Regions from separate parts of the Homo sapiens genome. Here region 2 is linked to region 1. Evidence: chromatin loops called from intact Hi-C (ENCODE). Cell type or tissue: GM12878. All regions are shown on one strand. Links, peaks and the distances in the headings refer to the core of each region. The heading gives the core; the rest is flanking DNA.

What was found. A loop is a pair of places that touch in the nucleus more often than their neighbours do. Peaks named below come from ENCODE experiments on the same cell type or tissue, not always from the same donor. Only the 100,000 strongest peaks of a DNase experiment are listed, where the experiment ranks them.
Region 2: a loop joins it to region 1, with 2.3 times the contacts of the local background. A loop is called at or near these places in 3 of 110 quality-filtered maps.

Annotation. Positions count from the first base shown.
Region 1 is chrX:55,864,770-55,870,157 of GRCh38, forward strand. No RefSeq gene overlaps it. Among named protein-coding and RNA genes, the nearest start is that of RRAGB, 150 kb to the left of the region's middle. In GM12878, for the core only: no CTCF peak of the experiment used is centred there; a DNase peak (open chromatin) is centred at 2,662; H3K27ac peaks cover 2,231 bases.
Region 2 is chrX:55,791,629-55,797,016 of GRCh38, forward strand. No RefSeq gene overlaps it. Among named protein-coding and RNA genes, the nearest start is that of RRAGB, 77 kb to the left of the region's middle. RefSeq lists a silencer at 2,980-3,059. In GM12878, for the core only: no CTCF peak of the experiment used is centred there; a DNase peak (open chromatin) is centred at 2,993; H3K27ac peaks cover 805 bases.

The sequences.
Region 1 (5,388 bases), core at 248-5,247:
TTCATTATGAAGATGTCAAAAGCAATTGCAACAAAAGTAAAAATTGACTAATGGGATTTAATTGAAATAAAGAGCTTCTGCAAAGTAAAAGAAACTATCAACAAAGTGAACAGAATGAAAGAAAATATTTGTAAACTATGCATCTGACAAAGATCTAATATCCAGCATCTATAAGAAACATAAACGGCTGGACGTGGTGGTTCACGCCTGTAATCCCAGCACTTTGGGAAGCCGAGGTGGGTGGATCACAAGGTCAGGAGTTCGAGGCCGGCCTGGCCAATATGGTGAAACCCCGTCTCTACTAAAAATACAAAAATTAGCTGGGTGTGGTAGCGTGCGCCTGTAGTCCCAGCTACTCGGGAGGCTGAGGCAGAGAATCGGTTGAACCCGGGAGGTGGGGGTTGCAGTGAGCTGAGCCGAGATTGCACCACTGCACTCCAGCCTGGGTGACAGAATGAGACTCCGGAAAAAAAAAAAAAAAGCATAAACAAATTTACAAGAAAAAACACACAACCCCATTAAAAAGTGGGCAAAAAACATGAATAGGCAGCTTTCAAAAAAAGACTTACATGTGGCCAACAAGCATATGAAAAAAAAGATTAACATCACTGAGCATTAGAGAAATGCTAATTAAAACCACAATGAGATATCATCTCACACCAGTCAAAATGGCTATTAATAAAAGGCAAAAAGTAACAAATGCTGGTGAGGTTGTGGAGAAAAATAAACACTTATACATCATTGGTGTGCAGGTAAATTAGTTGAACCATGGTAGAGGACAGTGCGGCAATTCCTCAAAGACCTAAAAACAGAAATACCATTTGACCCAGCAATCCCATTACTGGTTATGTACTCAAAGAAATATAAATCATTCTACTGTAAGGACACACACACATGCATGTTCATTACAGCACTATTCACAATAGCAAAGACATGGAATCAACATAAATGTCCATCAATGGTAGACTGGATTAAAAAAAATGGTACATATACACCATGGAATACTATTTAGCCATAAAAAAAAAGAATGGGATTGTGTCCATGTGGATGGATGGAGGCTATTATCCTTAGCAAACTAACACAGAAGCGGAAAACCAAATACTACATGTACTAACTTATAAATGAGAACTAAATGATGAGAACACATGGACACAGAGGACAACACACACTAGTGCCTATTGAAGGGTGGAGGGTGGGAGAAGGGAGAGAATCAGGAAAAATAGCTAATGGGTATTAGGCTTAATACCTGGGTGATGAAATAATATGTACAACAAACCCCCATGACACAAGTTTACCTATGTAACAAACCTGCACATGTACTCCTGAAATTAACATAAAAGTTATAAAAAATAAATAAAGATAGAGGAGGAAAAATAAAGTAACATGAAATTATTAACCTCTTATTGATAAAAAGAGTCAAATTCTGCAAAATATTCGAAAAGACTTATTCCAAGCCAAATATTAGTGACCATGGCCCCTGACACAGCCCTCAGGAAGTCCTGAGAACATGTGCCCAAGGTGGTCGGGGTGCAGCTTGGTTTTATACATTTTAGGGAGACATGAGACTTTAATCAAATACATTTAAGAAATACATTGGTTTGGTCCATAAAGGGGGGGACAACTTGAAGTGGGGGCTTCCAGCTTATAGGTGGATTGAAAAATTTTCTGGTTGACAATTGATTGAGTTTATCTAAAGACCTAAGATCAACAGAAAAGAATGTCTGGGTTAAGATAATGTTATACCCGAGCGAGTTAGAAAAACGCCACACTTTGAGACGAATTAAGAGTCCTTTATTAGCCGGCGACCGAGAGATGGCTAACGCTCAAAATTCTCTTGGCCCCGAAGAAGGGGCTAGATTTCCTTTTATACTTTGGTTTAGAAAGGGGAGGGGGGTCTAGTTAAAACAATTTTACAGAAATAAAGTAGGCAAAAAGTTAAAAGGATAAATGGTTACAGGAAAGTAAACAGTTCCAGGTGCACGGGCTTTAAGACTATTACAAGGTGATAGACTCGGGGCTTTGGGCGTTATCAATCAGACGAATTCCTGGGAATTGCGGATATAGCTTGCCACAGTATCTTATCAGTTAATTGCATTCTTGGATGTGCTTGGAGTCAGCTTGCACAAGTTAAGTCCTTGAGGAAGGGGCTGCCAGTGAAAGAGCCAAGATGGAGTCTGTCTGGCTCTCTTAGCTAAGGGAGAGTCAAAGCAGGTGGAAACAAGGCTAGGTGATTAAAGGAAAAGGGGGAGTCTAAAAACAGGGTTAGTAAAAACAAGGTTGGGCATTACAATAAGAGGTTATGGAGACCAAAGTTCTTATTTGCAGAGGAAGCCTTCAGATAGTAGGCTTCAGAGAGAATAGGTTGTAAATGTTTCTTATGGAACTTAAGGTTTGTGTTGATGTTAATGCCAGAGAGGTATAATGAGGCATGTTTGACCCCCCACTTTCCCTAATGGCCTGAAACTGTCTTTCAGGTTAAACTGTAAAAGAGCCCTGGCTGAGGAGGAAGTCCATTCAGATGGTTGGGGTGGGGGAGGCCTTAGAATTTCATTTTTGGTTTACACTCTTCAGGCATGGGACTAAGTTATATGATCTCTCCCCTACCATTGTGATTAGGCAATTTTTTAAGCACTAGCCCTGGCTAGTGGATACCCAGAGGTAAATTGGGAAATCACATGACACTGATGCTATTGAAAAATAAGAATACTCAGTGCATTGGCTGTGAGCCAAACCACAGTAATGTCTGTTTTCTAAGAATGAAGCAGGCAGAAACTTAAATAACTAACCTAGGAAAGTGATTCTCAAAGTGAAGTCTTCAGGCCATCATCATCAGCATCATGTGGGAACTTCTCAGAAACGCAAATTCTTAAGGCCCATTTCATATGTGCTTAATCATAAACTCTGGGAATGAGATCCAAAAACTTGTGTTTTAATAAACTTTCCGGGTGACTGATGCATGCTCAAGTTTGAGAACCACTGACTTAGACCAAAATTGTTTAGGTGTCCTTAAAATATATTCTGCTTGGTACAGTTGTCTAAATTGCTTATATTTCAGGCCTGGGTATAATTTTTCTCCAGGCCAGTTTCATTATGACATACTCTAACCTAACCCCTCATGCCATAAATACTCATAAGGAAAGGGGCACTAGGTGAGACTATAAATGTAGAGACAGCAAAATTACCCAGGACTTCCAATTTTCTTTCTAATTATTTCCCTTTATTACTAATCTTGTGGGCATCTTATGGCTGGCTATTATTAGAGACAGGCAGTTTAATAATACAGTTGTGAACTCCAAACATCTGAGACAGATCTCAGTCAATTTAGAAAGATTATTATGCTAAAGTTAAGCATTCACCTGTGACACAGCTTCAGGAAGTACTGAGACATGTGCCCAAGGTGGTCAGGGGGTACAGTTTGCTTTTATACATTTTAGGGAGACATGAGACTGTCAGGCCTCTGAGCCCAAGCTAAGCCATCATATCCCCTGTGACCTGCAGGTACACATCCAGATAGCTGGTTCCTGCCTTAACTGATGACATTCCACCACAAAAGAAGTGAAAATGGCCTGTTCCTGCCTTAACTGATGACATTACCTTGTGAAATTCCTTCTCCTGGCTCATCCTGGCTCAAAAGTTCCCCCACTGAGCACCTTGTGACCCTCGCCCCTGCCCACCAGAGAACAACCCCCTTTGACTGTAATTTTCCTTTACCTACCCAAATCCTATAAAACGGCCCCACCCCTGTCTCCCTTCCCTGACTCTCTTTTCAGACTCAGCCTGCCTACTCCCAGGTGATTAAAAAGCTTCATTGCTCACACAAAGCCTGTTTGGTGGTCTCTTCACACGGACGCGAGTGAGAGACATCAATCAATATGTGTAAGATGTACAGTGGTTCAGTCTAGTTCCAGTAAGGCAGGACAACGGGAAGTGGGGGCTTCCAGGTTAGAAGTAGATAAGAGACAAAATGCTGCATTCTTTTGAGTCCTTCCACTTAATACACAATTTAGTCTGGCTCAGTGAGTCTGCATTTTTTACATAAACAATAGGGGAGAAGAAGAATCAGATATGCATTTGTCTCTGGTGAGCCTCAGAAGGATGACTTTGAATAGAATGGGAGGCAGGTCTTCCTAGGCAGTTGCCTGCTTGACTTTTCCTTTTAGCTTAGAGATTTTGGGGTCCCAAGATTTATTTTCCTTCCACACAGTAAAGAATAAAGTCTTCCAAGTTAGAGAGATTTGGGTGTGAATTTCTGTTTCCTGGCTTTCAGCTGCTTAATTGTGTGCAAATTCCAGATTTGAGTTATGCATTTTCCTAGCTGCTACACAAAAGCTGCTGTGAATATTAAAGGAAAATTAAAAACAAAGAGACATATGGTCACTGGTTTCTACATATGAAATGTGGCATATTCTAACCTCCTGAGGGCCACCAAGAAAATGAACACAAAGGTCTAAGAGGCACCAAGAATAGCTGGCCAGAATAATTGGTGAGGTTTACTTCGTATACGAGCCCAGCCTGTGAAGAGTAAAAGAGGTGTCTATTTCATTCAATGCATAGAAACCAACAGAGTCAAGAAAAATAAAGAAACGGGAAAATATTCTCCAAATAAATAAACAAGATAAATCTAAAGAAACTGACCATAGTGAGATGGAGATATGTGATTTACTTAACAGAAAATTCAAAATAATGGTCATGAAGAAGCTCACCTAGTTTAGGAGAGAATCACAGGAACAATATAAGAATTTCAACAAAATGACAGAAAATATTTTTAAGATACCAACAAGAAATTACAGAACTAAACAATGTAATAACTGACATGTAAAATTTAATACAAGGTTTCAACTGTAGACTAGATCAAGCAGAAGAAAGGGTCAGTGAACTCAAAGGGAGTTCACTGGAAATCATCCAGTCAGATGAGCAAAGAGAAGAAAAAGAATGAAAAAGTGAAGATAGCTTAAGGGACTTATAGGACATATAGAAGTCTCAGTAGAAGAAGAAAAAGAGTAAAGGGCAGAAAGCTTATTCAAACAAATAATGGCTGAAAACTTCCCAAACCTGGGAAAGAAAAAAGACATCCAGATCCAAAAAAGCCCAAAGCACACCAAACTAGAGGAATACAAAGAGATCCACAGTGAGACACATTATAATCAAATTCTTAAAACTTAAAGAGAGAATTCTGAAAGCAGCAGGAGAAAAGTAACTTGTTACCTACAAGAAAACCCTCATAAAACAATCAGTGTTTTTATCAGTAGAACCTTGCAGGCCAGAAGGAGTAGGTGGGTTGATAGATTCAAAGTGCTAAAAGGAAAAAAAGAAAAAAAAAACCTGCCAGGCAATAATACTACAATTGGCAAATATGTCTTTCACAAAGGAAAGAGAGACAAAGACTTT
Region 2 (5,388 bases), core at 74-5,073, 73 kb before region 1:
CCAGGGGCTCTGGGAGTGGCTGCCAGGTGAGTTGGACAGTCCAATTTCCAGTGGGGTCCTGCACAGATGGGACATGGCTTAGGAGGAATCCTGGGCTGTGGGCATTCCTTGGCCCAGTGGCCAGATTTCCGGCGCTTGAAGCAAGATCCTGGGGGAGGCGGTCCTGGAGGAACGCCTGGCCCCTGCGGTTTAGGCATTTTGAAGTTCTTGTGTGCTGGAGATGTGGCTGGGGTTTCTCTCAAAGCGGAGGCAAGTAATTGCAACTCTTCTCTATTATTATACACCTTGAAGGTGAGGTCAATTAAGTTCTGTTGTGGGGTTGAGGGCCAGAATCTAATTTTTGGAGCTTTTTCTAATGTCGGGAGTCAGTTGGGTAATAAAATGCATATTGAGAATAAGATGGCTTTCTGGCCCCTCTGGGTCTAGGGTGGTAAAACGTCTAAGAGTTGTTGCCAAATGGGCCATGAACTGGGCTGGGTTTGTATATTTGATGAAAAAGAGCCTCAATGCTAACTGATTTGGGAGAGGTCGGCTAAAGAAAAAGGGGCATTAACCTTGACTATGTCTTCAGCTTCAGCCACCTCTTTAAGAGGAAATTGTTGGGCAGGTAGGGGAGGGCTAGTCACAGAACAAAACTGTCAGCCAGACCGAGTGTGAGGAGGGGAGGTGATAGAAGCATTATAGGGTGGGGGAGCGGAGGCTGAAAAGTTGGAACCTGGCTTGGCCTGGCAAGGAGCAGCCTGGGGAGGAGGGGAGAGGTCAGATGGGTCTCTAGAAAAGGAGAATTCACAGGACTCAGAGCTTGGGGTGGAGACTGAAGGAATAGACAGGAGAGAAAGAAGAAATATTTGGGATGAGTCTCATAGGGAGCAGAGATTAGGAAGGGACCGATGTGTAAAAGAATGCCTGGATGTCAGGCACCTCAGACCATTTGCCCATTTTATGACAAGAATTATCTAGATCTTGTAGGATGGAGAAATTGAAAGAGCCATTTTCTGGCTATTTGGAATCATTGTCAAGTTTGTATTGGGGCCAAGCGGTGTTGCAGAAGAAAATAAGACGCTTAGGTTTTAGGTCAGGTGTGAGTTGAAGAGGTTTTAAGTTTCTGAGAACACAGGCTAAGGGAGAAGAAGGAGGAATGGAGGGTGGAAGGTTGCCCATAGTGAAGGAGGTAAGTTTAAAGAGAAAGGTAGAGACACAGAGAAGGGGGTGGTGAGCAGCCAAAGCAGGCGTCCCCGCAATTGACTTGCCACCAAGGGAATGTGGGTGAATGACCAAGGCAGGCGTCCCCGTGGTGATCAGACACCAATGGAATGTGGGTGAATTATCAGGCAGGCATCCCTGTAGTGATTAAACACCAGGGGAAGACTGTCTTCCCGAGTCCATGACTGGCACTGGAGTTTTGGGTCCACAGATAAAATGTGTCTCCTTTGTCTCTACTAGAGAGGAAAATAACTGGAATTGGAAGGACGGGGAGATTGAAGGGTAGCAAGAGAGGCTGGAGAAGAGAGTGAAAAGACCGCTTACCCGATTTGAAATTGGTGAGATGTTCCTTGGGCTGGTTGGTCTGAGGACCCAAGGTCATAGGTGGATCTCCTCACGGAGTGAGGGTGAGGACAGGGGACTGGTCTCCCAAAGGAGTCCCCCTGTCCTGGGTCTTTGGCACCAAATATCACGCACGTCCGCGTGAAGAGACCACCAAACAGGCTTTGTGTGAGCAACAAGGCTGTTTATTTCACCTGGGTGCAGGCGGGCTGAGTCCGAAAAAGGAGTCAGCCCACACATTTCTTAATATGAAGTAGTGTTCAGTATGTAAATTATTAAAGAAAAAGTCAGATTATGTAAGTGTATATATCATATATTCACATCTATTTATAAGCTTATACATATCTACATAAAAGTGGTGTAGATGGATACACAATAAATATTTAAAGGCTGTGGGATTATGAATATTGTTTCCTCTAACATTTACGTATACTTATGTTCTAGTTTCTCTAAAATAATTTGTATTAATTGTGTCATAAATATTTTTATTGACAGTTAACATTTATTGGGTGTCTAATGTGTGCCAGACACTACATATATCTTATAATCCTCACGGTCACCCTAGTGAGTTAAGTATTATCTATCCTCCCACCCCCTGCATTATACAGATGATGAAATAGAGTCTTACAGTGACTTGGGCAAGATCATGCAGCTGGGATGACTGGAAGCTGAAACCAGATCTGTTTGGCCCAAGTCCGTGCATTTACCTGCAGCTATACTGCCTTTCCTGGTTAGCTCATAGACCATGTCAGAATCTGGAAAAAAAAATAGCTGTTCCAACTGTCAGAATGTTATACCACAGTGGTTTATGTAATAGCCTTATTTTGTTTATTTTTTTTTAGCAGAACACTTTCTTCAAATGAAATGTTATATAACAGGCTCTCAATAAGTGCTTATTCAGTTTTCCTTGAGATACTCCTACTCTGATCTCCTAAACACGAGTTCATGTGCCTGCCCCAAGCTGAGATCTCAATGGCTCTTGTTACTTATGCTTTCTCACATCCCTCCTGGGAAATGTTGGCTTATCCCGTTAGGATGGGATCTTGAACTTGAGGATGATGAAGTGTCAGCAAGGGGTCTAGGACCACAGGAATCCCTGCCATCTCCACAAGGACTGTTGTTATTTTTGAAAGAATCTCCCATGTAAACAGAAGAAGCCTTGGTACTTAAACACTAATGTCATATCATCAGATTGCTAGACCTTGTGAAAAATGGGCTTCCTTTTTGGATCTGTGAATTCTGTTTTGCCTCATTATGTTTTTCTGACTACACTCTGCCCTTCCTTGTTTTAATCCAATATACTGTCAGTAATTTGAATTAGCAATCTCAGTACTGAATGAAGGAGGAGAACGGTGTCATCACTGAAGTGGAAACATTGTCAGGGGTTGCCCAACTGAACACCATTAGTTTGATGCCTTTTCTACCCAGCTTGGTAAAGTCCCTGTTGTCATGGTTCCTTTGTGAAAGTTCTCTCACCCTCATAATTACACATGCCTCATTGCCTATAGTACTTGTGAATGGAATACAAGGCCCTCATATCTGCTTCCTGCCTCATATCATTTTCCTCTAATGCAACACCCTTGCCTTGAGTTTTACATTCTGTATCACAGAGCATTTCTTTCTTTCTTTTTTATTTTGAGACAGAGTCTCACTCTGTTACCCAGGCTGGAGTGCAGTGATGCAATCTCGGCTCATTGCAACCTCCACCTCCTGGGTTCAAGCAACTCTCCTGCCTCAGCCTCCCGAGTAGCTGGGACTACAGGCACATGCCGCCATGCCTGGCTAATTTTTTGTATTTTATTAGAGACGGGGTTTCACTGTGTTGCCCAGGCTGGTTGCAAACTCCTGAGCTCAGGCAATCTGCCTGCCTCGGCCTCCCAAAGTGCTGGGATTACAGGCATGAGCCACCGCACCTGGCCATCACAGAGCATTTCTAACTTTCTGTGTACTCAATGTGGGCTTCTGTTCATGCTGTTTCAATCTGCTTGTAATGCCCCTCTTCTCAGTTTTTCCACCTGGCTAACTCATTTATTTTTCTTTTTTTTTTTCTAAAATAGATACATAAAGGTGGAATTGTTGGATTAAAGAAAGTGAACAATCTTATTTGATTTCTACCAAATTAACTTCCAAAAATGCTTAACCGAATTGGATATGTGCCAATAACATATGACAGTAACTGTTTTTCCTCCTCTACCAATATTACATTTCACTAATTATGTAATTTTTGTCGGTCTTGTGAGAGAAAAGTGGTATTTCACGGTAGTTTTGATTTGCTTTTCTCTGGTCTCTACTAAGGTGGAATTTTTAAATTTTCCTATTTGGCTATCTGTATTTCTTTTATGAATTCTCTGTTCATATACTTTACCAATTTCTATGAGATTGTCTTTTTCTTATTTAATGTAGTCTTTCTTTGTGTTTTTGATATCAAGATTTGGCTGTAGTACATGTCACAAATATTTTCAACGAGTCTGTGACATGTGGCATTTTATTTGTATGTATGGGTGTATACAAGTTAACTTTAAAGTTGTCAAATGTATAAATCTTTTCATCATGGTGTCTGTATTTTACATCTTCCTTAGACTGGCTGTCCTTATGCCAAGGTTTATTAGATTATTAGAAAGTTATCCTTTATTTTCTCCTAATCTTTTATAGTTTTGTTTTTTATGTTCAGTTCTTTAAAACTTTGGAATTCATGTGTGCTTATAGTGTGAGGTTGATATCTAATCTAGGGGATGGGAATTCAACAGTGAAACCGGTAAAAGTTACTGACCACATAGAGTGGGAATTATGGTGAGCTTTTTTCTTTGATTATGCATTCATTTCTAATTCTCTTAAATATTATACCTTTTCAAGATAAATACCATACGATCTCACTTATATGTGGAATCTAAGAAAGTCAAACTGATAGAAGTAGAGAGTAGAATGGTGGTTACCAGGGACTAGGGGGTGATACTGGGGAGATATTGATCAAAGCATACAAAATTTCAGTTAGACAGGAAGAATAAATTCAAGAGATCCATCATGGTACAACATGGTAACTATAGTTAAAAACAATGTATTGTATAGTTGAAAATTATAAAAAGAGTAGATTGTAAGTGTTATCACCAAAAATAAATATTATAGCTTCTTGATATATTTTAATATCTGGTGGGGCAAATTTTCCCTCATTGTTCATCTATACAGTCACATGTTGCTTAACAACAGGGATGCATTCTGAGAAATGTGTCAGTAGGCAATTACGTTATGTGACCCTCATAAAGTGGACTTACACAAATCTAGATTGAATAGCCTGCTACCCATCTAGGCTTTATGGTACAGCCTATTGTTCTATGCTACAAACCTGCATGTTACGGTACTGAATACGGTAGGCAATTGTAATGCAATGGTAAGTATTTGTGCATTTTAACATCTAAACATAGTAAAAATATGGTATAAAAGTTAAAAAATGGTACACCTGTGTAGGGCACTTACCATGTGTGGTATTGGCAATCTGGAAATTGAACTGGAAGAACTGGAAGTTGCTCTGGGTGAGTCAGTGAGTGAGTGGTGAGTAAACATGAAGGCTTAGGACATTCTACACACTACGGTAGACTTTGTAAATACTCTACATTTAGGCTACACTAAATTTATGAAAAAATATTTTCCTCTTCAATAATAAATTAACTTTAGCTCTCTATAACATTTTTACTTTATAAGCTGTTTACTTTTTTTAACTTTTTGACTCTCCTGTAACAATACTTAGCTTAAAACCCAAAACACTATATAGCTGTCCAAAAATATTTGCTTTCTTTATACTCTTATTCTATAAGCTTTTCTTATTTTATTTTTTTAACTTTAAAAACT